2 separate regions of the Homo sapiens genome follow, and region 2 is linked to region 1. Evidence: read pairs that join two places in POLR2A ChIA-PET (ENCODE). Cell type or tissue: HepG2. All regions are shown on one strand. Links, peaks and the distances in the headings refer to the core of each region. The heading gives the core; the rest is flanking DNA. Region 1 overlaps LINC01089 (long intergenic non-protein coding RNA 1089). Region 2 overlaps CFAP251 (cilia and flagella associated protein 251).

What was found. ChIA-PET counts read pairs that join two places held together with the same protein. Peaks named below come from ENCODE experiments on the same cell type or tissue, not always from the same donor. Only the 100,000 strongest peaks of a DNase experiment are listed, where the experiment ranks them.
Region 2: POLR2A ChIA-PET joins it to region 1 with 5 read pairs; 4 of 35 experiments call an interaction of 5 or more read pairs at or near these places.

Annotation. Positions count from the first base shown.
Region 1 is chr12:121,798,728-121,801,572 of GRCh38, reverse strand. It overlaps LINC01089 (long intergenic non-protein coding RNA 1089), which reads left to right. Exons shown (of 4, transcript NR_152740.1): 3 at 1,617-1,726. It also overlaps a transcript of SETD1B not described here. Among named protein-coding and RNA genes, the nearest start is that of LINC01089, 2.8 kb to the left of the region's middle. RefSeq lists enhancers at 243-302, 323-422, 483-602, 1,493-2,032, 2,033-2,572 and 1 more and silencers at 713-782, 793-1,132, 1,203-1,622, 1,653-1,702. In HepG2, for the core only: a CTCF peak has its summit at 1,964; DNase peaks (open chromatin) are centred at 520, 1,362 and 1,972; H3K4me3 peaks cover 2,222 bases.
Region 2 is chr12:121,963,559-121,966,459 of GRCh38, reverse strand. All of the region lies in intron 15 of CFAP251 (cilia and flagella associated protein 251), which reads right to left. Among named protein-coding and RNA genes, the nearest start is that of CFAP251, 46 kb to the right of the region's middle. In HepG2, for the core only: no CTCF peak of the experiment used is centred there; no DNase peak of the experiment used is centred there.

The DNA of each region.
Region 1 (2,845 bases), core at 1-2,500:
GGTAAGTAAGAAAGATAAAAAGTGCCTTTTGCCCCTTCGAGGAAACCCTTTTGCAGGCCAAGCAAGGGCTGCAAGTGTTTGGGAGCTGAGAGGAGAAGGAGGATTCTGGAGCATTGTATTTGGCAGCCGGAGCGGGCAGTGGGCGGGGGGTTGGGACACGAAGGGCTCTTCGGACCCCTGTGCCTCTTCTGCCCCAAGGGCGAGAAGACGGGCTTCGCAGCGACCCTCGGGGGTCCATGGAGCCGCCTGCCTTCGCCCCCTCGCTCTTCCCAGGTCTGAACCTGGATGGGGAGAAGAAATTGAAGTGCTTTGGAGACGGGGGGGCTTAAAACACTAGGGAGCCTCATCGCCCAGCCTTGGGCCCACTTTCCTTTCGATCGTGAGGATTCCGCACCCCGAAGCCGGCTTCTCGGGGCTCCGGGGCGCGCCTGCGCTGGCAACGCGAAGGAGGACAAAAGGCCGGCGTCCATGTTGGCACCATGACGCAGCATCTCCGCCCGCAGCCCGGAGCTGCTGTCCTCCCGGCCGCGCTCGCTCCTCCTCCCAAACACCAGTTTTCTTTACAGGCTTCGAGCCCGTCGCGGCTGGGCCGGGCTGGTCTGGCAGGCGGGCCCAGCCGGGCAGGGCTGCTTTGCTAATGGCGGCGGCTCTCTTTCCTTCCTTCCTCCTTTCCTCCGTCCCCCCGGTCGTGGGGAGCCCGGAGCAGGAGGCGGGCCCGCGGCCAGGTCGGGCCCCGAGAGCCCGCGGGGCGCAGCGCTGGCGACCGGGTGTCGGGGGCCGTTTCGGGGGCCGTGGGCCTCGGGGGCGTCGCGCGCCGCGCCTCCCGCGCTCGCCTCAGCCGGGCGCGGCGGCCTGATGGGCGCCATTTCGCGCGCTGCCCGTGGCTGGGGCGGTGGCGGCCGCCGCGCGCCGGGCGGGAGGAGCGGCAGGGGTAGGGGGCTGGGCGACCCGGCGGCCCACGCGGGCACCAGGAGGCCTCGCCCCGGACCGCTTCCCTCTTTCGTCTTTGTCCTGCGCGGGCGCCCGCAGCCGAGGGCCACGGGGTCGGCGGGGCTTCGAGGCCGCCCCGGGTCCCACCGGCTCCTCCGGAAGCCGCGGACCGGCCTGGCCCTGACCCCAGGCCGCCCCCCGCTGCCCACCCAGCTCTGGGCGCCCAGGTCCGACCTCCCAGTCGCCCTCTGAGAGCCGAGTCAGCGCGGGGCGGGGGGTCGCCCCCTTTGTCCTCACTCAGGGCGGGAGGCCCTCGGGGTGGCCGCAGACGCCCCGTTGGGCAGCCCTCCAGCCCAGCTCTCCAGGCAGGAGGTGGGGGAAGCCTGGGAAAGCGGAGGGGGGGCCCCGGGATCCCCCGAGGCGCGGGGCTCCCGGCGAAGCCTCAGATCTCCGGCCCTTCCCGGGGAGGGTGCGGGCGGGGCGGGCCTTTGGAAATGCAGATGAGCCGCCGCCCGGGCCGGGGTTGAACCTTCTGACTCAGCCACCCCCGGCCGCCCGGGCCGCTGGGGGAGGGGCGGCGTCTGGGGTGCTCCCTTTCAGCCCCGGAGCCCGTCTGCTGTGTATTCGGCCGGTCACATCTCTCTCCCCCAACGCCCTGATCCGCCCTCCACCTTCCTCTCCTCCAGGTTCTGGGCCGGAGAAGGGGCGACGTTCGGGCACCCCCCGAATGGACAATCTTTCCTTCTGTCAACGGCAGGGGCAGGCCTAGTTTGACTCTGACAGTCCTCCCACTAAGGTAGGTGTGAGTACTTGCCCAGACCGTGAGGGAGATTTGGGGGGCTCTGGCCTGCAGCCCAGGGAGGGCCGAACCCCAAACACGCCGGGCTGGTTCTGCGGCCCCGCCCCACCCCACCCCCCCCCCCCCAGCTGCGAGCGCGTAGGGCCGCCTGCTGGGCCGCCGGGGCCATCCATCCCCGTCTGTCAGCTTCTGTTGTCAGGCATTTGGGGCGTGTAAGTCTCTGCCGAATATAGCAGCATACGAGAGGATCCACTTGCAAGTATTTCCCAGTTGTGTGTTCTTCGGCGGGGGGAGGGCCCTGGGTGCCGCCTACTTCTGAAAGACACAGGTCACTGTCAGAAAGCCCAACTGTGCTGTGGCCTTCCCTCCAGCCGCCCCCGTGGGGCATGTGGGGTGACAGTGTGAGCCGTCCTCTGATGTCTGGCTGCTAGAGAGGCAAAGAACAGAGACCCGAGGTTCCGGCCACCTTTCTCTATGAAAGGGCCTTCCTTGACGCTTCTCCACCTTCCTGGGATTGTTTTCTTCTCCAGTCCCCGAATGGGCAGGCCTGTATATAAGCCTTGTTTCTAGAACCAGACAAAGCTGGATTTGAAACCTGGCGAGCCATTGAACAGCTATGGCCTTGCGTAAGCGGTATAGCCTCCAAGCCTATTTCTCCATCTCCGAAAACAGGGCTAGATCAGTGGTTCTTAGTCTGGAACCGGCATCAGAATCACACCGGAAGGGGGGCTCACTGAAAATGGACCACCGGGCCTGGTGCCCAAGTGTCTGATTCAGTGGGTTGGTCCTTAGGACTGGCATTTCTAACAAGTTCCCAGGTGAGGTGAGGCTGATGCTGTGGTCTGGGAACACATTTTGAGACTCCAGCCCCTAGCCTGGTAACACCTGGGGTTTTGACGCAGAAGTGCCACGTTCCACGCTTGGCACATAGTAATTGATTTCATTCTAACGCTAGCCGACTTCATGTATTGAATAGTTTCCCATCTCAGTGTCTAAGAAGCTCCACAGCTGGAGATGGCGGCCCTTGGTCTCGGAGCCCCCCTCCTTGTGATTTCTGCTTTGTGATTGCTTTGATGAACCATTTGGGTCCAGGTGCTCCTGATCACACCACCTCCC
Region 2 (2,901 bases), core at 268-2,767, 160 kb before region 1:
CCTCTACTAAAAAAAAAAAAAAAAAAAAAAAATTAGCCAGGCATAGTGGTGCGCGCCTGTAGTCCCAGCTACTCAGGAGGCTGAGGCATGAGAATCGCTTGAACCTAGGAGGTGGAGGTTGTAATGAGGTGAAATCACGCTACTGCACTCCATCCTGGGTGACAGAGCAAGACTCCATCGAAAGGAAGAAGAAGGGGAGGGGGAGGGGGAGGGGAGGGAAGGGGAGGGGAGGGGAGGGAAGGGGAGGGGAGGGAAGGGGAGGGAAGGAGAGGGGAGGGGAGGGGAGGGAAGGGGAGGGGAGGGGAGGGGAGGGAAGGGAAGAGTTTTTAAAATTCCATAAATCTCAACATAGGTTTTAAGACTCTGGTCATGGGCAGAACGCAGTGGCTCATTCCCATAATCCCAGCACTTTGGGAGGCTAAGGTGGGAGGATTGCTTGGGGTTAGGAGTTCGAGTCCAGCCTGGGCAACATAGTAGTTTCCTGTCTCTATGAAAAATTAGCCTGGCTTGGTGGCCTGAGGCTAAGGTGGGAGCATTGTTTGAGCCTGGGAGGTCGAGGCTGCAGTGAGCTGAGATCATGCCACTGCACTCCAGCCTGGGCAACAGAGTGAGACCCTGCCTCAAAAAAAAAAAAAAAAAGAAGAAGAAGAAGGAGAAAATCTATATCTCCACATTGCTGCACCCTATCCCAAGATAATCATGAGTAATAATTTGGTGTATATGACTCAAGAATTTCTTTTGTAATTATAATTTTATATAAAAATAGAATTATGCTATTCATGCTTCATTGGTAATTTGCTTTATCTCATTTTACATCTTTGAGATATTTCCACGTCATTACACAGAGAGCTGTCTTACTCTTCCTTTTTTTTTCTTTTCTAAAAGCAGCATCGTGTTCCAGTGTACTGACAAACCATTGTTTAACTCATCCCCTATTAATGGGCATTTGGATTGTTTCCATTTTTAAAAATATTTTCAAACAAGACATCCGTTTACTTATGTCTTGGCATACTGTGTGAGTACTTCTGTGGGCTACATTCCTAGAAGTCAGAAGATATGATAAAATTTAATAGAGGGTGACAAATTGCTTTCCCAAAAGGTTACACTGATTCACACCCGCCCCCAGAAGCGGATGAGAGTGCCCGTTTTCCTAGCCTCTTGCCAATGCTAAGCACTATCAATCATTTTTATCTTTGCTAATCTGATTGGTGAAAAAATGATATCTTGTTTTCATTTGCATCTTTGACATACTAGTGAGCATCTGCTCATAGGTTTATTGGCCTTTTCCTGTGAACTGCCTTTTCATGTTCTTTCAAATCTTTTTTAAATGCATTTTTACATTCTTTTGGATTTATCACAAAAAGACAATTCCTTCCCAATTAAGCCATGGTTATGAGGCTTTCTTATTCCTACAGCTTACAAGATGCTTTATGCAAGGGCTTTTATTCTGGAATGATGGAAATGCTCTGAAGCTACAGTGGGGGTTGCACAGCACCATGAGTACTAAATGCCATGGAACTGTTCACTTTCTTTATTTTATTTTATTTTATTTTTTTTAAGACAGAGTCTAGCTCTGTCGCCCAGGCTGGAGTAAAGTGGCTAGTAAAATCCCGCCTCACTGCAACTTCCACCTCCCGGGTTCATGAGATTTCCTGCTTCAGTCTCCCACGTAGCTGGGATTACAGGTGCATGCCACCACGCCCGGCTAATTTTTGTATTTTTAGTAGAGACAGGGTTTCACCATGTTGGCCAGGCTGGTCTCGAACTCCTGACCTCAGGTGATCCACCTGCCTCGGCCCCTCCCAAATGCTGGGGCGTGAGCCACCACGCCCGGCTGAACTGTTCACTTTCAAATGGTTCATTTTATGTTACGTGAGTATCACCTTGATAAAAATTTTTAAGATGCTTTATGCTAATTTCAGATTGATCATCAACAGGCAGAAGCTCCCAACTTTGTGTCTAAAAGTCCCTCCTGCCTCTTTCCTCCAGTGAATGACTGTTAGCAGGAACTTCAGGCCCGAGGTCTGCCAGCCCTCATTCTCCAGCTCTGCCAATTCAGTGTCTTAGGACTGCGCATATCTGAGAGATATTCTTTGTCCAAAAAGTATGTTTTCATTAAAAACTATGCACAATGATTCTGAAATCTTTCTAAAGCTCCTCTTTACACATGCTTTCCAGTGTTTTAATCGTTTAAGGAAACTGTCCTGGATTTTTCTCTCTACCATAAAACATGGCATTTCTCAGTCATTTTTTCTTGTGCCTTCTGGGAAAGAACTGTTTACAACAACAACAACAACAACAACAACAACAACAAATCCCGGGTGGTCCTGGCCTTTTGAGGACCTGTCTTATCTGAGATACATTTCAAAACCATGATAGTCTTCAAGCCTGAGCCAGCTGCTGCCAGTTCCCTGACTTCCTTCTCCTGGTGGTGGTGGCAGTGGCAGTGGTGGTGGTCGTGGTGGATCACTGAAACATTCTCCCTTCGAACTTCTCCTGCCTCCATCCTTCTTTCCAGCCATACCCAAGACACAGCCAAACCAAAGGCAGAAGCTCCCCTCCAGGGCTGACCAGGTAAGATCCCAAAGCCAGGGCTGTGTCGAGGCCCCACAGCGCTGAGTAGAGGATGGGGTCAGGGCTAGGGTCAAGGGTCAAGTCCTGCCCTGTTTGACCTTGGACAAGTCACACAGCCTCCTGAAGCTCGGTGGGAGAATAGTTAGCAGGGCTGTGGATGAGGGAATGGGATGACAGTGCAGGCCCTGCTGTACTCGAGGCACAATCGTCAGTGTTTCTTGTGAGGGCTCACAGGGGCCAAAGCACAGGGGCCCACGTGCATGTGCAGGATGGCATCAGGAGGGAGGAGATGCCACTCTAGGATGCTGGGCTGCAGATGCCCTGCTC